Regions from separate parts of the Homo sapiens genome. Here regions 1 and 2 are each linked to region 3. Evidence: chromatin loops called from intact Hi-C (ENCODE). Cell type or tissue: A673. All regions are shown on one strand. Region 1 overlaps LOC105378657 (a long non-coding RNA gene). Region 2 has its middle 33 kb from the start of LINC01685. Region 3 has its middle 110 kb from the start of LINC01685.

Region 1 (8,000 bases), 98 kb after region 3:
TTGCTCAGTAGGCCAGGAAGTGGCTTGGAGGCAGAAACTCCATGATTACACTCATGCTTGGGGGTGTGGCACACCTGTGGAGGGCAGGGGGAGTCAGACTGACCCTGGTTTGTGGAGATGATGATGAAGAATGTCTTCCCAAGATGTGGAGCATTTAGGCCAAGACATTCCAGGAACCCTGCCTTAGCCTATGAAACCTTGTGGCCCCAGAGCCCTGGTACAGCCCGATGGCCCAATGTGGCTGAGTGAGCCTCCAGGCTCTGCATAGATGTGGAGTCGAAATCCACACTCAACAAGCGGCAGCCAGGATGAGCACAGGGCCGCCTACGGTTCCTTCCTTGTGTGTTGTGCTGCTTCTACCTCCAGAATTAAAACATTGTGCAGAAATACAGGTTTATTGTTATCAATCCCACCTCAGGAAACTTGACAAATGCATTCACATGCACGTAATTAAGAGATAAAGTCAACTGAACAAAGCTTTGTCATTGAAATAATGGTTTCCCACTGTTAAGTTTTTGCCTCAGCGAAGTAAAGGTGTATTAGTCTGTTCTCTCATGGCTATAAAGAACTATGTGGCTGGGCATGGTGGCTCACGCCTGTAATCCCAGCACTTTGGGAAGCTGAGGTGGGTGGATCACTTGAGATCAGGAGTTCAAAAGCAGCCTGGCCAACATGGTGAAACCCCATCTCTTCTAAACATACAAAAAAAAAATTAGCCAGGTGTGGTGGCAGGCACCTGTAATCCCATCCACTTGGAAAGCTGAGGCAGGAGAATCGCTTGGACCCAGGAGGCGGACGTTGCAGTCAGCCTAGATTACGCCACTGCACTCCAGCCTGGGTGACAGAGCTAGACTCTGTCTCAAAAAAAAAAAAAAAAAAAAAAAAGAGAACTACCTGAGACTGGGTAACTTAGAAAGAAAAGAGGTTTAATTTAATTGACTCACAGTTCCACAGGCTGTACAAGAAGCATGGCTGGGGAAGCCTCAGGAAACTTACTGTGGAAAGCAAAGGGGAAGCAAACACGTCTTATGTGGTGGGAGCAGGAGGAAGAAAGAGAGCAAGGGGGAAGTGCTACACACTTTCAAACAACCAGATCTCGTGAGAATTCACTCACTATCATGAGAACAGCAAGGGGAAATCCGCCCCCATGATCCAGTCACCTCCCACCAGTTCCCTCCTCCATTATTGGGCACTACAATCCAACATGAGATTTGGGTGGGGACACAGAGCCAAACCATATCACAAGGTGTTTGCTCCCAAATCATAACTCCCTATGCCTTTGACAACTGTCTGTGACATCCTCCTTCATCCCCTTGCCCTCGTTACCTAGCCATGATAACAGCAGAGCCAATGTCTGGGGACCCTCAGTAGGAATGAAAATTCTCTTTGCTCAAGAGGACTGGATTGGGACCAGAACTCTGGGGTTCCCACATGAACTTTTCTGCTCCTGCTCTGTGGGGGTTGCCTTGGAAAAATACCCTTCCTTACTCTGCTTTTATTTCCCCCCTCTAACATGAAAAAAATATATAACATCTGACCCTAATTCCTTAGTTGAATGGAATGCATCTAATGGCATTCGGATAACTTAGGCTATTAGCAGGATATACCCATAATGTGGTCATTAGGTTTCACTTCTACTCCATACATGTTGTACTTCTGACTGCAAATACATGAACGAGCTCATAGAATAAGTGAGAGTTGATTTTAAGGGCATTAGAATTGGACATCAATTAAGACAACTAAAGAAGTTTGGGTCATGCATGCCCTATCATGCTTTTTTTCCCTTCTTATGTTCCAGTAAGGAGTTAAGTAAGCATATTATCTCTGGTGCAAAGGTCAGAAATAGCCCCTGTCTTAGCCAAGAGCACCTAAAGTGAGGATGGAGTTCCTTCTCTTTGTTAAGCAAGTGTGAACCTTTCACTAGAGAAGTGTAAACCATGCTCCCCTAGAGCAGGTGCACATTAGGGTCATGCACTGAGCAGGGTGGGCTGGTGGGCCGGCTGGAAGGATGCACGGGTAGGAGGCAGGATGCAGGAGGCCCTCAGCCCAGAGGTACTCTGTTAATCAGAAGGGTAGTGATGGCTCTGTTGCAGAGAACTCTAGCGAGGAAAGTTAGTGGCTTCTTGGATAGGATAGGTGGGAGGAATAGCATCAAGATTCCAAATTCATCTGTTCCAAATACTTTGTTTCTTAACTGTCCTTTTGTTTTACTGGGTAGAATTTTATTATTATCGGTCATGAGGGAAGATGAAAACCCCAGTTTCTGTTCTGATGTTTTTGTGGCTTTTAAAGTAGAACCTGACAACAGGCATGAGAAGGGAAGACACAGTGCTGGGAGCTGAGACCTGGGTTCTAGTTCCTGCTCTACTCGGACTCCCTGCATAAAGCCATTTGAACTAGTGCTTAACAAGGAGGGCGCATCTGATGGTTTCTAAAATACCTCCCAGTTCCACATTTGATTATCCTGATACTTAGTATTAGAGATGGTCATCTAGCAGAAATGTGTTATTGATCCCATGTTTGAAATATTCCTTTAGAATGGTATCAAAATGTAGTTTTCCTCAAGTTTACATTTCTCCTTAGATTTGTCAGGTATATGATTAATCACTGAGAAAGGACGTGTAATTCCTAAAAGCTGATTACTAGAAAAGAACTCATTCTTTTTTTTTTTTTTTTTTTTTTTTGTGATCCACCTGCCTCAGCCTCCCAAAGTGTTGGGATTACAGGTGTGAGCCACAACGCCCGGCCCCTTACAGGATTTCAACACCACCCAGATGTTTGTCTTTTACACTCTCACTACCAGTCCCTTTCTTAAGAGCAATGCCCCAGGAACCACACAAGATCACCAGGATACAATAGCCCACTGCCACCAAATTTCTCTTTTTTTCTCTCCTTTGAGACAGGGTCTCTGTCATCTAGGCTGGAGCGCAGTGGTGCAATCACAGCTCACTGCAGCCTCAACCTCCTGCGCCCAAGCCATCCTCCCAGCTCAGCCTCCCAAGTAGCTAGGACTACAGGTATGTGCCACCATGCCCAGCTAATTTTTTGTATTTTTTGTAGAGACGAGGTTTTGCCTTGTTGCACAGGTTAAACTCCAGGGCTCAAGGGATCTGCCTGCCTCAGCCTCCCAAAGTGTTAGGATTACAGGCGTGAACCTCTCCGCCCAGCCCCAAATCTCTTTTCAATGAGCACTTTGAGGCCTCAAGCTCCCAGGTGAGAACAAATCTTTTTGACTCTTTTGTTTTTGTTTTTAAGACAAAGGGTCTCACTCTGTCATCCTGGCTGGAGTACCGTGGTGTGATCTTGGTTCACTGCAGCCCTGAATTCCTAGGCTCAAGCTATCCTCCCACCTCAGCCTCCCTAAATAGCTGGGACTACAGGTGGGCGCCACTTCTCCTGCTTACCTTTGACTCCTAAAACCAACAGGATAAAGGCAAGGAGTGGTGGCTCATGCCTGTAATCCCAGCACTTTGGGAGACTGAGGCGGATGGATCACTGGAGGTCAGGAGTTCGAGGCCAGTCTGGCCAACACAGTGAAACCTCATCTCTGGAACTCGTTCTTTACGGAGAAAGAAGTATTGGATATTTCTCTTTAATTTCTTAATTCTCCCTCACTTTTTCTTAATTTGAGGGGAAGAGGGAAAATGAAAATTAGTGACTCAGGTTGGAACTAATTTGTATATTGCAAAGCTTAATTTATTAACATTAATTTTGGAGAGCAGAGATTGTTAGTGTTGTGCTTTTGAACACTAAGCTTCACTGGATTAGTACTTAGAATAATTGTATTTAGAAAAAGGCATTTTGGGGGAGATTCCGCGTCTGTCAAATATTAGCATAACTGAGATTTATTCTTTAGGTTTTTATTTTGTGGCAGAAATGATGGGATAATAAGGTCATAAGTAGGTTTGGGGTTTTCAGGGCTTAAAGAATTATTTATGTACTCTTAAGGTAGCTGCTTCTATATACCAGAAAGAGATATGTCCTCTGGAGGGAGAAGAAATACACAAAGAAATATCTCAACTGAAACTGAGGGGTAAAGTTGAAGAGAATCAGAATGTTCTATATAGTAAAATGGGGTGTGAGGATGCCCTTAAGAGGTAAAAAGAAGAGAGGGAGATACAGAGGAAGGGGGAGAAAGGAGCGAGGAACAACAGAGCTACACAGCAGCCTATTAAGAAAACGATTTCTAGTAACTAATTATAATGTGTTAGCTTTGCCGGAATGTAAATCTATTTCCATTACCCCAAAACCTTTCATAAAGTCTCCCGTGCACATACCGGCTTTCAGTAAGTGGGATTTGGCGGGGGGAGGGCAGGGGTGGGGGCTGCCATTACTGTTTGTGGGGAAACCTCTTTCTCTCTGGTTTAGTTTCCAGGTGGTAGGGTGGCAAGCTGCACTCTTGCCCTGAATTGGCCTCTAGTCACTCTGATCTCCCTTTCCGGTCCCCCACCCCCCAGCTTGGGAGAGGTAGCAGGTTTGTAGCTTAAACTCCTCCCCCTTCTTTTTGGAAGCTGTCTCAGCAGAGAACCTGTGCCTGGGTAGCCCTGGCAGTGAAGGCAAGGGCAGCAGCTTTCTAGCGCCCCTTGTGGCTGGATGGTGGTCTGCCCAATCCTGGTGGTCAACATCAGGAGGCCCATTGTCTGCGCATGCTCTCCAGAGCCAATCTTATTGGTAACAAAGCAAGCATTTCCGCTTCCATCTGCCTGACTCCGCATCTCTTTCAAAGCGTCTGAAACTTAGGCAGGAAGAAGAGGGGTGGCTTTGTTCCTTAACTCCAAGCACAACGGCCCATGCATCAGACGACAGTAAATGTTTGCGGAATTGAAGATTGAACCAGTGAATCGTTGAATCATGGGGATCAGTCAAAGAATAAAATGGCACAGAGACATGAATTCACAAAGTGGAGGTTAATATTCAGTTAAATTATATGAAATTGCTAGTTGTGCAGATCAAAAACAGTCAAATATTGGCAAGTTCACGTAGTTTAACCTAATAGTCCTCTAGTCTCAAGGGGGGCAGTGAGGTCCTTTCTGAGCACCCTGGGGCTTCATTCTAGAATAACCAGCTTCCAGCTGGCAACTGACTGGAGACGTTCAGGTTCCTGTCTGGAGTGCTTCCACCTGAGTTCAGGATCCCTGCATGGAGAGTGTCATTGTGTTTCCTTCCATCTGAACCAGTCTTAACCTGCTGTCCATGCCACTTCACCCGAAACCAAGATAGCCTTTACCCTGGCCCCAAACTCTCTTTGCTTGTGACTTGGGGAGCAGCTGTGACCCAGCAAGAATACCCTTGAAGCCTCCCATGGAATAGCCTGGTAATTCCCAGATCAAGTGACCAGTTCATTTCACCACCCCTACCCCAGCACCTAGTATTCATCCTGTTAAGGTGATGTGTAGGTTATGAAGCACTTTGGCATCAATCATCATAACAATCCCATGGGAGAGGTATTATTATCTCCATTACACCGATGAGCACCAGAGGTCACACCTGCTGATGGCTCTGGAGCACTGTGCTATGTGACTTAAACAAAATATTTCATTTAATTCTCATAGTCTGTTATGGGCAAAATTATGTTCCCCTGCCCCTGGAAATTCATATGTTAAAACTCTAACCCCCAGCACCCCGGAATGTGGCTGTATTTGGAGATGGGAGCCCTTAAGGAGGTGACTGAGTTAAGATGAGGCCTTTAGGGTGGGTCCTAATCCAATCCAACTGGTGTGTTTATAAGAGGAAATTTGCAGACACACAGGCACCGAGGATGTGCATGCATAGGAAAGCCCCCATGAGGACATGGTGAGAACATGGTCATCTGTGAGCCAAGGAGAGGGTCCCTGGAAGGAACCAACCCTGCTGACACCTTGGTTTTGGTCTTCCAGCCTCCAGAACTATGAGACAATTCCTGTTGTCGAAGATGCCCAGGTTGTGGTATTTGTTATGGCAACCCTGGCACACTAATACACACCCTTCATGACAGAGTACTACTATTATCCCCATTCTGCAAATGAGGAAACAGAGGCTCAGAGTGGTTAGGGATCTTCTCCAAGGTGGCACAGCTAGGAAGTGATGGAGCTGGAATTCTAACCTAAGATCATGTCTCTGGAGCCCACTGGCTACAACTTTTCCCTTGTTTATGTGAAGGGAATTGCTCAAGGTCACACGAATAGAATAGTGAAGCCGAAACCTGAGGCCACATGATGACATCATCACTTGCTCCCCAACAGTATTTTATCAATCAGTGTTGCCATAAAACACAAATTCATTTCTAGCTAACAGTTCCCTAATTCTTAGGCTTGAGAGGATAATAAAGATCTGTGCGCAATAAATAGAAAACATTACATAGTCTTAGTATTCAAGTAGCAGAATGAAACGCCATATGGAATTCCATAGGTGACTTTTTGTGCTGTAAAGTTACCAATAAATGTAAAGATAGCTTAAGATTATGATTATGATAAGGGCGAGTCAGGGGAAAGGCGCCTGAACTCGAAGCCCGGATTTTGGTTTCAGCTTTACCACTTAATGCCTTGGGCAAGTCATTTGACTTCTTTGCACTTGACCTTGAGCAAGTTATTTGACTTCTCTGCACTTCACTTTCCTCCCCCGCAAAGCAGGGTCAATAATTCCTGTGTGGGATCCCTCCTAGTGCCTCTTGAGTAGCAAACAGGGTAAGAAATAGAAATAATCTGTGTGAACTGTCAAATACTGAACGAACCTATGCATTATCTTTGAGAACACTAACAAGAGCCACAGATTTACATTATGTTCTGTTGAGGGCCTTCCCCAGGCTGTGCGGAAGGAGCCTCTAGAAAGGATCTGGCAAAATGGGAACCATGTGAACGGTGCCAGAGCACCAAACTCCACATGGGGTGCTTGGAAACCTCCTGCAACCTCTCAGCACGCAAACTGTTGCAGTTCCCAAACCAATAAAGATCTCACTGCCTCGGAAGGAGAGCGAGGTGTGATTTCACATTCTCCACACGGCTGCTGACTGCACACACCACGCAGCCCGCGATGGAGTAGGCGCGCGCATGTGTCTGTGTGTGTGTGAGTGTGTGTTTGTACTTGGAGAGGGTGTCTGTGAAATCTAAAGGGCCAATATCGCACTCGCTGCAGCACTCAACAGCCAGCACCGTCTGGGGAGCTCCATCCTGTATTGACGCAACTGTAAGTTGTAACAGATAGCATTCTGGAATTCATGTGTGAATTTGTTTAGGGTGGATTTATGGGGGAGTTTGCTGGCTTTCCCAAGCTTTCAGGAAAAGTAGCCAACTGTAAGCTTACTAGAATCGCCATTCACTTTAGTTCTGCTAGGGGACTCTCTTCTGTCCAGGAGGTAGGAGAACCATGGTTACCAGGGGCAGGGAGGTGAGGAGATGGGGAGAGATTGGTCAAAAGGTACAAAGTTGTAGTTATGTAGGATGAATGTCTAAAGAGCTGATGCACAGCATGATGACTGTACTTAATAATACTGTGCTGGATACTGGAAATTCAATGACAGTAGATTTCAGGTGCTCTCACCACCCACACGCGTGCAAGTGTGCACGCACACGCAGTAACTATGTGAGGAGATGGATATGTTAATTTGCTTAACTGCAGTAATCATTCCACTATGTGTATGTATATCAAACATCTCATTGTACACCTTAACTGTATACATTTTTTATTAAAAAATAACAGAACAGTAACATGTGAGGTTGTGGCTGTTATTATCATTAGTTGTAGTAATAGCAGAATTGTGAGTGGGATTTTGGCAACTTTACTCTGTAAAGGTTTTACAGCTAAGGTTGATTTAAGAATCCAAGATTTAGCAACAAGATGACCTCTCCTTCCTCCCTTCCTTCCTTCCTTCCTTCCTTCTTTCCTTCCTTCTTTCCTCCCTCCCTCCCTCCCTTCCTTCTTCCCTTCCTCCTGCCTGCCTGCCTGCCTTCTTCCCTTCTTTCTATATCTCCACCCATTCTCCCTCTTTTCTTCTGAAAAAAAACACATTGATTTTACCTTTCTTC
Region 2 (8,000 bases), 80 kb after region 3:
GCTCATGGAGGACACAGCCTCTGTCCTCAGAGATCTGTAGAAGGCTGTCTCTAAGACGCTGTAGTAAATCACATGAGTATTGTAACTGTCAAGATTTTAAACACCTAAAAATCAGCACTATCATTAGCAATCAGTAATCACTGTTATAGAAGAATAAATCTTGTAATCTCCAAATTACCTGTTTGCACCAATTAGAGTTCAACTGATGAAACATACCAATCAAAGGGGAATTTACTTGAGGCACCCAAGCTTATCTAGGTTTAAAAAAAAAAAAAAAAAGGAACCTGCTGAGCTCCCAAACTGTTGTTTCCTAGCTCAATATCAGTTAGGGTGGATTTTCTGGAAGCAGAGCTGATAAAACCCTGTGCAAGTACCCTCAGGCAGGAGGGAGTCCGTTATCCATTTGTTTGTTTACTTATTCATTTATTCCCTGCCTGCCTACATAAAGGATTTGAGGTAGGTCATGATAAAAACCCATATATAATAAGACCATTTAAAAAAACTCAAAAGAGGGGTGGGAAGTCTTGGGGTGGGAGTGGAACACGCGCGAATGTTTAACTTGCACACATCTTTGTCGAGTCCCTTTGCTGAACACGGTGCTGGGCTCTGTAGGAGCAAAAAGAAAAGCACATCTGTCTTCTTGCCTGTAAGGAACTTATAACCTAGGGTGAGACATGAGCACTGGATTTAGTTCTGAGCTTCTTGGAAGCCACTGCGCCAAGGAATCCCATGGGTTATCTCGTTCTCAGCATGCAATAAAAGAAAGCAAGTCTGTGGAAGGGTAGCTGTTTTCTCTTGTAAATATGAAAAGAAAAAAAAAGAAAAAAGAAAAGAGAGCTTGAAAAGACCCACTGGGAAAAAAATCTGTTTTTTTGTTTTGTTTTGTTTTTTCCACCAATTTCTCGGAGATGTTCTCCATGCAATCATTTCTTGGCTGGAGGGGGATGAAGGAGACAAAAATGTGGATTCACTGAGCCTTCCCTGGTTTGCTCCTGAACTTCTGAAAACCTGGATCTGGTGTTGGAGGCTGAGGCAAAGCCAGGAAGTAGGGGGCTGGTGGGAGGTGGGGAATGGGAGCTGGCGGCAACCTGGTGGGGAAACCAGTTCCTTGTGAGATTTGGCTCAGAAATTAGGAGTTGAAATGAGTGTTGAAATCATTGAAACTCCTTTTAGCAGCCCCCCTCAGCCCCGTGCCGCATGCTAGTCTCCCTGTAAGGTGCACGTTCTATATATTCTGTTACCAGGGTGGTCCTAGCACCCTGCAACCTTCCCCATCCCCGGATCTTGCTCACCTCACCATTTTCCCAGCCTCTACCTGGCTGGGCTGCTTGTCCTATGTGGCTCTGCTTTATTCATTATCTCCAGGGACTTGTGTTGTTGTCACACACAACACAATTAGGGCTCACTTTGTTTATTTGTTTTGTTTTGAGATTACTGTGTGTTCACTTTGATTTCTGCCTTTGAACATGATTAGGTTATTATAATGGCAGATCTGTTGACGCGGCACCTGAACCGGTCTCTGCACCTTGCCCTCTGCTGGCAGATGGCCTCCCAGATGACCCCTAAGGGTCCCAGCCTCCTGGTGGTTTGCATTCTGTGTAATCTCCTCCAGTACAGAATCAGAGGGATCTGTGTGATGGGTAGAATACCACCATGTTAGACACTGCACCAGGTGCTACAGATGCAGTGATGAACAAGACAGACATCGTCCTTGACCTCATGGAGCATATCATTTATAAGAGGAAGAGCATGGACTTTGGAGCCAGATAGAATGGGCTCAACCTTCATTCTCCACTTGGCTTCGTGGCTTTTGGAAAGTTATTTAATATCTCTGAGCCTCTGTTTCCTCGTCTTTACATCAAGCAAAATAAGAGCCACCTTAGAGAGCTTGATTGAGAAGAAATGTGACTGTGTATAAAGCGTTTAGCATAGTGTCCAGGTTTTGGTAGCTACTCCATAAATGTTAGTCCCCCCAGCTGTGCGAGGTGCTGAGAATATAGTGATGAATGGGAGGCCATCTCTGCCCTCAGGGGGCTTGGAATCCAGTGGAGGGGACAGATGTATACTCACTAAAGTTCAAGGAAGACTGTGACAAATGCTGTAATAGAGGTACAGTGGGCTGAGGGAACCAAAGGAGGGCACAGAAAAAAACTTCATAGAGACTGTGTGACATTTTAACAAGCCTTAGAGGGAAGGTGGAATTTTTGTCAATGGAGTAGGGGTGGGGGACATTGCAATCCCTGGGAAGTGATGAGGTATACAACCTCATGGTATTAAAAATGGTGAAAGAGCACTAGCTGAGTGCTCTGGGTCATATGGCTTCCCTTTTGTGGGCTGTGATCTCCTGATCCATAAAATACAGCTGTTGAACTAGACAGTAAATGATGTTCCTTCCAGTTCACATATTCCTCAAGAGCAGGGAGTATTGCTTTATTCATTACCAATTTCCAGCTCCTGACACATGGTAGGCACTCGATAAATATTTATTAAACGAGTAGGTATAATTATATGTGTAAGCAGCTTGCCCCAGATGAGAAAATCAAAGAAGTCTTTTTTCCATTGACTTGACATAAGCCATTTCCCTTGGGCACCTGCACAGTGACAATTAAGCAGACAGCTTTATGTCACTAGGTTTTGCCAAAGTCCTTCTACCATTCTGTGCCTTACATTTCCCATCTGAGCTTTGTTTCTTCCATATCTTTCTGGGTCTTGTTGTGAAATCCTGCTCAAACTTGAAAGCCACTGACCTTTCCCTGGAGCTCCCTTTAGCGTTCCGCACAATGTCATTAGTCCAGGGGAGGCAGATCCTGCCAGAAGAAGCTCCTCACGTTTTCCTTAGTTGAACTTCCATTTTACTTTTAGTGTCTCCATGAGTGGAATAACTTTGAAACTAGAGCTCAACACGAGCATTACCAATGCCGTTGAACTACTCTGTTGAAAGACAGGGCTGGCTAGTGGCGAAACTGCAGTGAGGAATCTTCAGCCTTAGAGATGCCCCCGTCCCTACCCCATTTTGTTCCACTCCATCCCCTCCTGGAGGCAGTGCTGAAGGCCCTCGTGCTATTTTCTTCTCTACTGGGCTCCCTCAGTATATCATCCCCTGGGCTTCATCCTACCCCAGGCCTTTCCAAACGACCCTTGCTCTTTCAAAGCTTATCCTGCGTTCCATTCTTCAGAGATCTGTTGTCTTCTCTGTTTGGGGGACAATTCAATAAACATTTGATACTCATCCTGTGCCTAGGTCAGGACTAAGCTTACAGGTGCAAAGATGAATGAAACAAGATCCGTGGCCCATGGTCTAAGATGAGAGTAACCAAGATGACAAACTAAACTATGCACAACTATTCATGGACAATCCCCTTTTAGGTAATAGATTTGCATTTTACCAGGAGCTTTTTGAAGACAGTGACTTACCTTCAAAGCATGCTTTTTGTATGAAAAAAAAAGTTCAAAAAAATTTTTTAACCTTAAAAGCAGTACAGCAGTACTTAATAATTGTAGAAAACCTGGAGAGTAAAGAAAAATATAAAGTAGGGACAATCTTTCCCATGATCTCACCACCCAGAGGCAAATCAGCATTGGCATATTTTTCTTGTCTTTTCCATGTGTTTGAGATTCCCATGTTTATATAATTTTGCATACCCCTTTTGTTACTGAGCAGTATACCCCAAACATTTTGCAATGTTATAAAACACATTGAAGAGTGATTCTAATAGTAGGAGTTTGTCAGCAAGTAGGAGTAATGAATTTATTGGCACAGAGACCTGGGTAGCCTCTCTAATAATACTCCCTTTTCTGCCTGCTCCTAAAACAAACCCTGGCTCCCTGCAAGTAGCTCCATAGCATATTTGTAATGTAGCTGATCTGCTTGGCCTTTCTCTGAAGAAACAGCATCCTGTGCTGTAAGGTGCAAGCGCTTGCAGTCCTCAGATTCTTTACTTCTTCCCTTCCCCCACCCCAATTTCCCTTGTCTCCAGCAAGCGATAATATCTTTCATCTGAGACTCCCTCCCTGCCTCCAGTGACTCCCTCCCCTGATGAATTCTCTCTGGGTGACTCTAGCATTTGCATATTCCTCGCTTGGATATTCTGAGATGTTGGAACCAGAGAGCAGGTTGACGCGATCAGGTACTTAGCTGAATGAGGCTTTCTTGGGAACTGCACAAATATTTGGAGTCGGGTGTGTGCCAATAGGCAATTAATTGAAATGTGGACACAGCAAGCTTCTGGAGGAAGGAAACTGAAGTTGAGAAATTAACTGTGGGAAGTGATCTTCCGCAAGATACAAAACAGTAATTAGGGAATTTCCTTTAGTGCAAACTGAAATTGATTTGGTATGGTAAAAGGACAAAACAAAAAACAGTGAATGAGTGTAGGATTAAGGTTAACTCCTATGATACTAGGGCTGGAAGGGGTTCTTGGAGAACACTGGTCTGACCCTCTTGGAAAGGGAAGAGAACCCAAGGTAAATGGCAAGTCACGGCAAATTCAGGACCAGAAGCAAGATGTCCTGACTCCAGCCCAGGGCACCTTCTACTTTTTACGCTGACTGTCTACCTGGAGACCTGGATTATCATATTAGGAGCTAAAGGGCAAGGACTGCGATTTAAGCATTTTCCTGTCACCAATGACTTTGTGAATACATTTAGTAAAACCTGTAACAAAATCAAGCTTCTCACTGAGTGTACTCTTAACTCGAGTGGAAGCGCATCTGGCCAACCTCCTACTTGGTGTCTGGCTGCCTGCTGAGCACTGGCGATGGAGCTGGTTAAAAATAGAGGCCCTGCTTCATGCTGTGTGATGTTGGCCTGATGCCAGGTGAGGGCCCCACTCCCTGTTTATCCTCTTTGGAAGGCATGCAGCCTCTAGGCCCATCTATGTTTCCCCATCTCCCAGGAGAATGGACCCATCTCCTTAATTGTTATTATTATTATTATTTTGAGACAGAGTTTCAGTCTTGTTGCCCAGGCTGGAGTGCAATGGTGCGATCTCGGCTCACTGCAACCTACACCTCCTGGGTTCAAGCAATTCTCCTGCCTCAGCCTCCCAAGTAGCTGGGATTACAGGCGTGTGCCACCACACCCGACTAATTTTTGTATTTTTAGTAGAGACAGGGTTTCGCCATGTTGGCCAGGCTGGTCTTGAACTCCTGACCTCAGGTGATCCGCCCACCTCGGCCGACCAAAGTGCTGGGATTACAGCCGTGAGCCATGGCTTTTTATAAATGATGAATAAGGAAAGAAGATCTCTGTGCCATTGCTTTAAGATTCAGATTGTCTTAAGATGATATGAAATCCCTTTTTATTGCTCAGATATGTAGGGCCAGAGTGATCATTTTTTAGGCTTCCCCTAGAACATGGCTTTCAAAGTGTCGTCCCTGAACCAGATGTATCAGCACCTCCTGGGAACTTGCTAGAAATGCAAATTCTCAGGTTCCACTTTAGCCCTCCTGAATCAAACTCTGGGAAACAGGGCCCAGCAATCTGTGTTTTAACCAGCCCTCCAGGGGAATCTGACGTACAGTGAAGTTTGAAAACCATTGCCCCAGAAAATTATGATGTGGAAGTCTGGGCTGCTGGATTCCAGCACCAGGAAAGTAATTTATTTTTGATTATTGGACCCTTAAGAATAAACTCTCTTCATTTCAGAATGCCCAGGTGAGCTGTTTCCATACATTGCTGAGTGTTAAACAGGAAAAAATTTCTAAGTAATTCTTCAAAATTTAACTGACCAGCACAGCGAGACACAATTCTGGTAACCTGACATATTTCCAGCAAGTGCAATATTTTCATATTTTAAAATTCCATGGAATGACTGAATAAGTTAATTGATTACCTAATCTGTTATTTTTAGAATCCCACTTCCTTACCTCGTGTGAAAGTTTATTCAAAATTCAAATGGGAACATTTTATTACCCCAAAGTGTTTTCCTATATACTTTAACATGTTACTAAGGAAACCAGTTGTAACATCGCAGTGATATTGTTGCTCTAGCAAATTAACAATTCACCAACATATATGCCATGCTATAATGATTTTTTCCCTCTCTCTCTGGAAAATTTCACGCTTATTGAATTTACACATTTATAACACAGGACATTGGAAGCAATGGGAATAAAGAGGTAAGGAGAAATTGTATCCCAGAGTGACAGAGGATATTTCCCAGGATGTGTTTTGTGCTGTTTGAGCATAGGCAGAGCGAGGTGATTTTTCATTCAGCATCAGGAGCTCCTCTGCGTAGGGAAGCTGAGTTAGAGAGAGCAGCTATCTCGCAAGGGCAATTTGGTGGTGGGGCTTGGGGGCTTCTAACTGGTGAGTGCTAGAGACGACTAAAACTGGGTGTGTGGTACAAAGTGTGTGCTAATCACACGTTTAGAGAATCAAACCACATCAAAGCGGTAGATCACGTGAGCCCCTGCGATGGCACCAGGAGATGGGGACACAGCCCAGTGGGAGGCCTCCTGCTTTTTCTTTCTGGAAGAGGGGGAGGAGACGTTATTAATGATGGGATGAATTAGAACAGATGGGTACTTTTGACACATTTTCCCTTGTTGTTATTTTCCAATTTCCCATCTTCCCACCACCTAGTCATGTGGCTTTCTCTTGGTTAGGAGTAAAGGCATGTGACTTTTTAAAGGGAAGCCTCAGGAAGGGAGGGTAGAAATGGAGACATTGGCTTAGAGCTCAGAGGGCATGCTTGACAGATGCAGAAAGTCCTCCTGAAGCCTTTGCTGGGTGCAGCAAGGAGGAGACCGCCATGCCCACTTGGCCTTTCTGATGCTGTGCTCAAAGATGAGCCATGTGACCCTTTCTCACTCGCTCCATCCTGTCCCCACTCCATCTGGGCAGCCATCACACCCTCCCTGATTACAGGTACCTTTCTGCAGCCTTGAGGAGATTTGCATTGTAAATGGTGTTTGTTAGGCCCCTGAAATAATATTAATCATGGTAAAACAATTACGTTGCATAATTTGTACATAAAAAAGAATGAACCTTTTGCTGAATTAATGTTTCCTCTACTACGTATCTTTCTTGTCCCCACAAATAATGAGACCCTGTCTGCCCTTCTGGGTGAGAAAGGCTTTGAAAAAATAAAACTATCTGCCTTCTTATGGCTTCCTGAAACATTGCACAGATGTCCAGGGCCGGGTAGCTTATGTAATTTCAGGTGGAATAGACAAGCACCCTGGTAAAATGGACATCTTGGCAACCCATAACAGAAATCTTAGGGAGCTGGGACCCAACCTCCACATGCACTATAGGGGATTGAATGGTCTCCCGACTCCCAAATGTATCCACATCCTATTCATCCTCCAGGTCCCAGCTTAGAAGTCAACCATTCCAAGAAACTTTTCTGGACCATCTGAGCTTGGTTGGGTGCCCCTCTTGGGGCTCTCATAGCATTTCTTTATTTCCCTTGGCAAAGCTTATCTGTTTGTATTAGAATTATGGTATCTCTATCTCCCACCCTGCTGCAGGTTGAGGGCAGGAACTGTGTCTGCTTAGTTCACCATTGTATCCCTGGCAACAAGCCCAAGGCCTGTATACAATAGGTGTTCAATAAAATATTTGTGAAATGAATGAGTTGAGAATGTCAGAGATGCCTTCCCGGATCATTAGGCTCAGAATTTATCATTGATTAGGATATTGAGGAATGTTATATTAAAGGGCATAACTATCTGACCAGTTGTCAATCTCAAAGGTTAAGGATGTTCTCAGAATATTCTAGATCATTTTATAAGTTACTACCCACAACATCATCTAAATCATTTGGAAACATTTTAGCATGAAGGAGATGGCATTATTTGATGTCTTCAGTTCCTTTCTCCTTTGTGACTGTATTTTTAGCATGACCACTTAGAGAAATGAATTGCAAAAGTCTAACACTGCATAAGGTAACAAATTCTATGTTGTTTCTAAATGAACTTCTGCAAATGTCAAAGGAAACCCCTAACTTGAATACCTAAATGGGCTGAATGTGGAAGCCCCCAAAGTGACAGTA
Region 3 (8,000 bases):
TCCAAAAGGCACCAGGCCAAATGGTTTTACAAATAATTTTTTTCTGCATTAAAGAACAAATAATTCCAATATTCCAATATTAATGATTCAGCTCTAGAACATTGAAAAGAAGAGAAAAAATCCAAATTATTTTAATACATTAAGCAATACATCAGAGACAAATCCCAGTGAAGACTGAACCCAAAAGGAAATGCCAGACTCATTTCACTTATGAATATTAATTTTAAAATCCAAAATAAGGCATTAGCAACAAAATTAATAGCACTTAAAAGTATAATAAATCATACTTAAGTGGAATTTATTCTAGGAATGCAAGGATGGTTTAACATTAAGAAACCAATTTAAATTATTTGTTATATTAAAATGATTGATCTATGAAAAGGAACCATTGGTTTTTTATTTTTAAAAAACTCAATAAAATAGGAATAGATGGATATTTCCTTAAGATGAAAAAATCTTTCTCAACTAAAAAATCAGCATCATAAATAATGGGGAAATGCTGGAAGATTTCCTGCTAAAGTCAGGAACAAGAGAAGAATTCCCACTTTCAAAACTATTATTTAATATTGTACTAGAGGAAGAAACCAATGAAATTAAATAAGAGGAAGAAATGAGAAGTATAAAAATTATAAAGGAAGAAATAAAGTTATAATTCTCAGATGATATAATTGTATATCTGAAAAACCTTGGAAGATATACTTTGGAACTACTGTCAAAAATAGGAAAATTCAGAAAGGTAGCAGGGTACAAGATGAACATAAATAAATCATTAACTTTCATATATATATATAAACAACCAGTTGTTTATATGAATGTAATGGAGGATATAATGGAAGAAATGAACTTGTATCCTCCATTATATCCTTTAATTTTGTAGATAAGTTTGTTTCTTCCATTACATCCTTCATTATATTCATACAAACGACCAGTTGTTTATATATATATGAATATAACGGGATATAATGGAAGAAATAAACTTAGCTACAAAATTAACAAAAAGATAAAACACCTAGGAATAAATTTAACAAGAAATGTCCAAGGCATATATGAAAAACAAAGCAAAACTTAACAAAAAACCTACCTTTAACTGCTTGGAAGGCTACTAAAACAATCTTGAACAAATGGCAGTCTGCTATATTCTTGAATTAGAAAATTTGACCCCATAACTATTTCATTTTCCCCCAAGTTAATTTTTTTCTAAGTTAATTTTTTTCTTTTCTTGTTTTTGTTTTTGTTTTTTCTTCTTGTGGAAAACAGGGTCTTGCTATGTTGCCCAGGCTGGTCTCAAACTCCTGGGCTTAAGTGATCCTCCCACCTCTACCTCCCTAAGTGCTGGGATTACAGGCATGATCCACTGCACCTGGCCTAAGTTAATTTTTAAGCTTAATGTTATCCTCATAAAAAAACCAATAGCTCTTTTTGTGGGGGCGAGAAGGAGAATGGGGAACTGGGCAAGGAAATTGTAAAATTCATGTAGAAAACATAAACAAGAACAAGCATCATCCTTTTTACTTCTTTTCAATTTGCTTCCTTTTACTCAAAATTGTGTTTTTTAAAGAAATTTATCCATGTTGATACATATAGCTATATATCATGCATTCTAAATGTTGTATGCGGATACTGTAATGTAGTAGTTCTCCTGTTAGTGGATATTCAGATTGTCTCATGGATTGTGGAATGTCTTTTATATTTCCGATCATTCTGGGTGTGTATGTGGGGGCGGGGGGCAGCCTGGGGCTCCTCCACCACCTAGGGAATATAAATTCAGACCTACACGGAAGAGTCACCTAGGATTCTGATTTCTTGCAGATGACTTACAATTTATTTCCATCCATGGGCCTAGAAATCTGTCTGATGCTTCCTTGAACTGATGGAAATAGTTTTCCTTGACCCTTGATGCTCTTACCTTGTGCAGGCAGAAGGCCACAGTGCAGCCCCTGGGATTATTAAAATCCCAGCCCCCCCAAGTCACTAGGTCCAAGACACCTGGGACCACTGTACTCTCTGTTTCTGCTTATAGCTTTGGCTTTGGGGTCTCTACCAGAGGCCTGGGGATCCCAGTTCTTTCTTTTAATCTCAACTATGTGTTTGCAATCTTCATATCTATGTGGCTGTGGGAGGTGGGAGGCCCTTTTGTATCAGCTCCGTTCACTGTGTTGCCAGAAGTCCAGGATTTGCCCTGGGTCCCCAGAACATTCTATTTTGTCCAATTGCTCCAGCCAGTAAGGTCTTCTCATGTCCTGATTCTAGCTCCTGGCCTCCTTGCTGCCCCTCCTGGCCTCCTGCTCTGTCTGCCCTGGATGTCTTTACTCAGGCCGCAGAGAGATGGATTCTGTGAATGTGCTATACACAGCACCTGGCACAGATGCTGCCCCCCATGAAAGTGTATGCTGGTTTAGGACATTAAAAACAGACATTGAGGGCAGTCTTTAAACTCTTCTCCAGGTTGACACTAACCCATTAATCAGTATAGATAGTTGACGATTTTCACACCCATGGGTGCCAGTCCCAATTAGTCCATCTGTGTAGTGCCCGCCCTGGGCAGCTAGAACCTCTATGCTGGGGGAGTGGAGGGTGTAGGGAGAGAGGAGAAAACCTGAACAAGGCCAGTCCAAGGCTGAGAAATACACTCCCTTGTGGGTTTGATCCTCAGGAGTCATTGTCCACAGGCCAGAGGGGAAGCAGGTTGGATGTGAGCAGCAGAGTCTTCTGAATGCTCTGATTTGGAGTTTGGCCCCTGGCCAGAGAGGTCCCCTGGCTGGGTTCCTTCCTACTGTAAAAGATTTTTCAGAACAAGATTCAGGGTGATGTAAATGAAGCCAAAGCTGTGGAGGTGAGAGGAGTAACCAGGCAGATGCCCAGGACAGTGCTCCACTCCCAGGGCCCTGGGGGAGTCTGCAGCTTACTGAACCCCTGGAGGCTTGGCCCAGAGCCCTGAACACAGGCCAGGACTGAGCTCAGAGTGACACAACAGCTTGCATGTTCTACCCACCGGTGGGAGGGGTGGGTGGGGCTCCTGATTCCCAGCCAGGTCCCAGGGCCTCTCAGTGGGTGGGATTGGGGCACAATGTGTGAGTAATGGGGGTGGTTCTCTGCCCAAGGCCAGAGCAAGACAGGCCCAAGAAATCATAGGTTCAAACCTGCCTGTGATCCAAGGCCCTTCTATGGAAGCTACCATCCTGTAATCCCAGGCCTTCTCTCTGAGGCCAGTGAAACCTCAAAGAGGTCTAGGCAAATGAAGGAAGAAGTATCTTGAACATAGAAATCACTATTGTTTCAGTCATTCTATGCCCACGACCTAGCCCATGTTCCTTTACAAATTCTGATGGGGCCTGATGTCAGTGGCCCAGGTGCAGAGAATGACCCTGCCTGGGGTATGTTGTGGGAGCTTGAAACTTCCCAGGGTGGGTGGTGGGGTTGAGAGGTTGTGGACCTGCTATGGTGAGGCATTACCACAGCATCTCTGGACAAACTGAGCCATGCAGTGGGACCAGGTCTCCCCTCTGTCCGGGGTTAGCCTTCCTTCACGGGTCATAGACAGGCGGCAGCATCTTGCCAGTCTCCGCATACATTCTCTGTGCACCCCAATTAGCAATGGGCAGAGAGAGATAGGCCATCACTCAACCAACACAGGCCTTTTGCTGGTACTTACCATGACATAAAAACTGGGACGCAGGAGGATGACCTCTGACACGCCTCAGCTGGCAGTCTCCGAGGCAGAAGAACCCACTGGACTTTGGCGATCCCAGAACTTGAGGACTGTACAGAGAAATTGATAGGGAAACCTCAAGCAACGAGAAACGTGTTTTCTCTTCATCAATGGGCTGTGAAAAAAGGAATCCCTGGAAGAGAGTTACAGGACTTTTTGAGAGAGCACTTTAGAAAGATTCTCTATAAACAAATGTTTTAGGGGAAAATATTAATTCATTTTAGAAGAGAATGTTAATTCATGGCATTATTCCCAAGTCCAAGAGTCCATATGTAATTCCATCTATGGTTGCACATAAGACATTTGGGAAGATGAGAATGTGCGTGCATTACAGGACACCAAACAAACCAACAGTGATGGAGACAGCATGCCCTGAGTTTGGAATGCCTTAGAGAGCTTGGCAGAAATGCAGGGATGTTCAGGGTTGTTTAGGAGTGGGATTACCAGACACTCCTGACAGAAAAGGATAAAGAGAAAGCATCCTTCATATGTCTGGCAGGACTTAGCAGATGGAGAGGACACATCTGGATTTCTGGGCCTGGCCAGTTGCCAGTGGCTGTTGGGGAGGAACCAATGGGAAGTCCAATGTATTTGCAAAATGTCACTCACTTATAAGGACTCAGTGAAGCAGGAGCTTCTGTAAAGTGCAGGACAATTTTGAGGAGATGGAGTTGAAATCATCGTTCACTGGGCAGTGTTCATTCTTTGGTGCTATGTAGAATACAGCTTTATTTATTTATTTATTTATTTTTTGAGACAGGGTCTCTCTCTGTCACCTAGGCTGGAGTGCAGTGGTGCAATCACCGGTCACTGTAACTTCTACCTCCTGGGCTCAAGCCATCCTCCCACCTCAGTCTCCCGAGTAGCTGGGACTACAGGAGTGCACCATTACGCCTGGCTAATTTATTTATTTTTGTAGAAACGGGGCTCCACTATGTTGCCCAGGCTGGTCTCAAACTTCTGGGCTCAAGTGATCCCCTCACCTTGTCCTCCTAAGGTGTTGGGATTACAGGCATGAGCCACGGTACCTGGCCCATAGAGTACAACTTTCTGACAAGGAGGGAGCAGAGATCTAAAAAGGATGTCATCTTTACTGGAAGATTCAGCCTCAGAGGACTAAAGACATTGAGGGGATTTGGGGGATGCTTTAAGCAGTTTGTCAAACGTTATCCTAACAAGGAGCAAACTTCCCACAGATTTGATCTGTGTCTTGCTGCAGTAGGGGCTCCTGACAGCAAGGGGGCAGCCAAGAGCAGCCCTGGGGTGGAGAGGGAGGCTAGAAATCACTGGCCCACGGACCCAGCCAGGGAACCAGGCAGAAGCCTGCAGGCAGGCATTCGGGACCGAGGAAGTCAGCACCCCAAATGACTCTGAGAGCTCCAAGACTGCCTTCCCTCTACACACTGCTGCCATCTTGGAAGGACTAGAGACCGTGCTAAGCCAGGAGGATCCTGGGAAAGGAAACCTGTGTTTTGGTTGTGGCCCAGCACATAACAAGGAGGAACCAACTGTGGTTCCTGGAATCTCATGGGTCCCCCATTCCCAGTGTAGGGGAAGCTGTCCAATTCCCAAGGTTGGCAGTTTCCATCGGGCCCCTGTTCTCTCCTTTTGTGGATGATCTATCTAGCACAGTGTTTCTCAGCCAGGGATAATTCCCTGCCCCGCCCCCATCGACACTCCCACCTCCCCGTAACCCACCCACCCACCCCGTGCTCCACTGTGCCCCATCCCCAGGGGATGTTTGGCATTGCCGGGAGATTTTTGGTTGTTACAACTTGCGGGAAGGGTGCTCCTAGCATCTAGGAGATGGAGGCCAGGGATGATGGTAGGCACGCACAGGATGGCCTCACAACAAAAAATTATCCATCTCAAAATGCCAACAGTGCTGAGGCTGAGAAACTCTGACCCAGAATTATCTTGCTGAGTTTGTTTTCAAAGGCAAGTGCCAGGCTTCAGGCTAATTTTGCCCTCAGTCTAGCCAACACCACCGTCCCCGAGGCAAGATGTCCTGGGTACTTTCTTAGAATTGGTGAGGAAAAATTACAGAGAATAAAATACGCATCATTTCTCTGACTCTCTTACATCAGGGAAAACAAAATGTAAATTAAATTTTCAATCCATTATTCTGCCACACCTTCAACCTGCCAAGCTTTGAGGTTCCTAAGGACTTCCAAGTCAATGATTTCGGTTTTTAGTTTAGTTTTTTTTTTTTTTTTTCTACTTTCAGCTTCATGCATCGGTGTGGGGATGGAAGCTGAAAGCGTGGGAGTGGATGAGATCACTCACAGAGCATTTTCTGCAGAGTGGGAATTGCAGAGGAACAAGGACAAAACCCCAAGGACTGTAGACACTTAATAAGGGGCCAAGGGGAGGAGGAGGGACAAAGAAATTCCTGAGGAAGGAGGGGAAGGAGCAAAGTGAGAAGGGGGAGGAGAATTTTATTCAAGCATATTGCACATTTTTAAAGCGCTTACTATGTGTCAGGCACTGTGCTAGAATCCAGAGATACTGGTGTGTGGGGATTTAGGGAGTTCCAAGGAAACGAGGGATCCATTCATTTATTGGTTCATTGGTTCATCCGTCTGTTCATACAACAGCTATTTATTGAGTGCCTACTATGTGCCAGGCACTATTCTGGATTCTGAGGCAGATATGTCAGTGGTGATCAAAACAAAAGTCCCCCCCTCAGGCAGCTTGCGCTCTGGTGAGGAGGATACAGAAGAACAAGGTGAAGAAACGTTGCTAAGAAGTGAATGGGAATGAGGGCTGAAAGGGGACTTCCATGGGGGACCACAGAGAGCAGTTCTGGTTGACTGATGGCTGAAGACACTGACTGCCAATGGCCCAGTGAGGGAAGAACAGGGGAAGGCCTGGCACATAGTAGGCTCACCACATGTTGGACAAACAAGCCAGTTCCTGGGTCACTGCCTAGAAACAGCCTCGGTCTCATTCCCTAGTGATTTATTATTGCAACTGCTGCCATTGCCTTTGAGCTTCTTCTGAAAAGTTTTGTGTAAAGTAGGAAATAGAAAGTGCCAGGGTAGTCCTAGATTTAGAAAAGGGAAAGGAGGTATTTATTATTCCTTTAGTATAAGACAAGGCACAGTACCAGGAAAGGAATAATCAAAGTTGACAGCTCAGAGGAGATGACAGGAAATGGTTTGGAGGAGTCTCCTTTGGTCACGAATGCTAAGAGAATTTGTGCCAAACCAGGGAGTTAGCTGTGAGAGATTTTGCCTCAAAAACATGTCTAATTTCATTTTTAAAACCCTTCTAGTAGAGGTGAAGCAGGCTTGTATCTGTGGATTATACCACCCCAGGAGGGCTTCACAACAGACATGAAAATAAATTAGTTATGACAGTCACTTCCTGAAGTCGGCAATGCTAGTTCTCACTTGAGATCCAGTGGCCATCAGTGCAGCAGTTAAAGAAGTTCAGAAGAGCCTTTGAGTGGGTGTATTTTAGAGCGGGTGTATTTTAGAGCCTGGATTCAGAGACCGTGGAAGAAAGTCCACAGTGGTGCTAAGACCTCCAAGCATGACGAGAGCAAGAGTTGTTCCTTGTGGGCTTGTTTGAAGTAAAAGGATCTGGATACCCACTTCTGGTGAGACTTGACGTTCACACAAGTCTGGGGCCAGGAGGCCTATGTGTTGGACCTGTGTCCGCCCTGTGTGACCGTGGGCTGAGCACTTGCCCCTCTGAGCTTCTGCACAAGCAGGGCATTGGATCCGTGATCTGTGAGCCCTGGAAGTGACCTGCTCTTGTTTTGTCCTGTCCTCATTTGTCTGCTAATAGCATCTCCATTTCCCTTGGGCAGCCCCATCTCCCATCCTGTGCGGTGCTTGTAAGCCTGTCAATCAAGTTCTCCTCACCTCTCCTGGCTAAGGGGAGTCACATGATCCAAGCTCTGCCAATCAGACTCTCCCTTGGGAAGGAATCTGAATCTTGAACAGAGAGACAGCAGGTCAAATGCCAGTGGGAACCATTGGCACCTCGGGCCTGGGTCTCTGCAGCTGCTCTGCTCTCCATCTTTTTTGAAGTTTTTCCTTCAATCTTGTGAATGACCTCATTCCTCCTATTGAGAATTCCCTCTTTGCCTACGTTAGTAAACATTACTCCTGTTGCTTACAACCAACGAATTCTAATGTTATGTAGCCCTTTTAGCTTTGAAATTTGGGGGAAATAATTGTGCCTCACAGCTTTCCTGTAGAGATTAAATGAAATAATGTACATGATGGTGCCCAGCAGGGCAGGTACTGTCAGGGTGAGTTCCCGCCTCTTCCTTGCCTCT

Evidence for each region. A loop is a pair of places that touch in the nucleus more often than their neighbours do. Peaks named below come from ENCODE experiments on the same cell type or tissue, not always from the same donor. Only the 100,000 strongest peaks of a DNase experiment are listed, where the experiment ranks them.
Region 1: a loop joins it to region 3, with 4 times the contacts of the local background. A loop is called at or near these places in 12 of 110 quality-filtered maps.
Region 2: it touches region 3 in a loop (3-fold over the local background); 8 of 110 quality-filtered maps call a loop at or near these places.

What each region holds. Positions count from the first base shown.
Region 1 is chr1:38,486,566-38,494,565 of GRCh38, reverse strand. The region is part of intron 2 of LOC105378657 (a long non-coding RNA gene); the gene reads left to right. Among named protein-coding and RNA genes, the nearest start is that of LINC01685, 15 kb to the right of the region's middle. RefSeq lists enhancers at 4,435-4,729, 4,176-4,950. In A673, a CTCF peak has its summit at 4,592; DNase peaks (open chromatin) are centred at 4,565 and 7,825; H3K27ac peaks cover 2,938 bases.
Region 2 is chr1:38,504,559-38,512,558 of GRCh38, reverse strand. No RefSeq gene overlaps it. Among named protein-coding and RNA genes, the nearest start is that of LINC01685, 33 kb to the right of the region's middle. In A673, no CTCF peak of the experiment used is centred here; DNase peaks (open chromatin) are centred at 4,118 and 4,758; H3K4me3 peaks cover 704 bases; H3K27ac peaks cover 1,868 bases.
Region 3 is chr1:38,584,188-38,592,187 of GRCh38, reverse strand. No RefSeq gene overlaps it. Among named protein-coding and RNA genes, the nearest start is that of LINC01685, 110 kb to the right of the region's middle. In A673, a CTCF peak has its summit at 4,940; DNase peaks (open chromatin) are centred at 4,977, 6,067, 6,957, 7,567 and 1 weaker place; H3K27ac peaks cover 3,148 bases.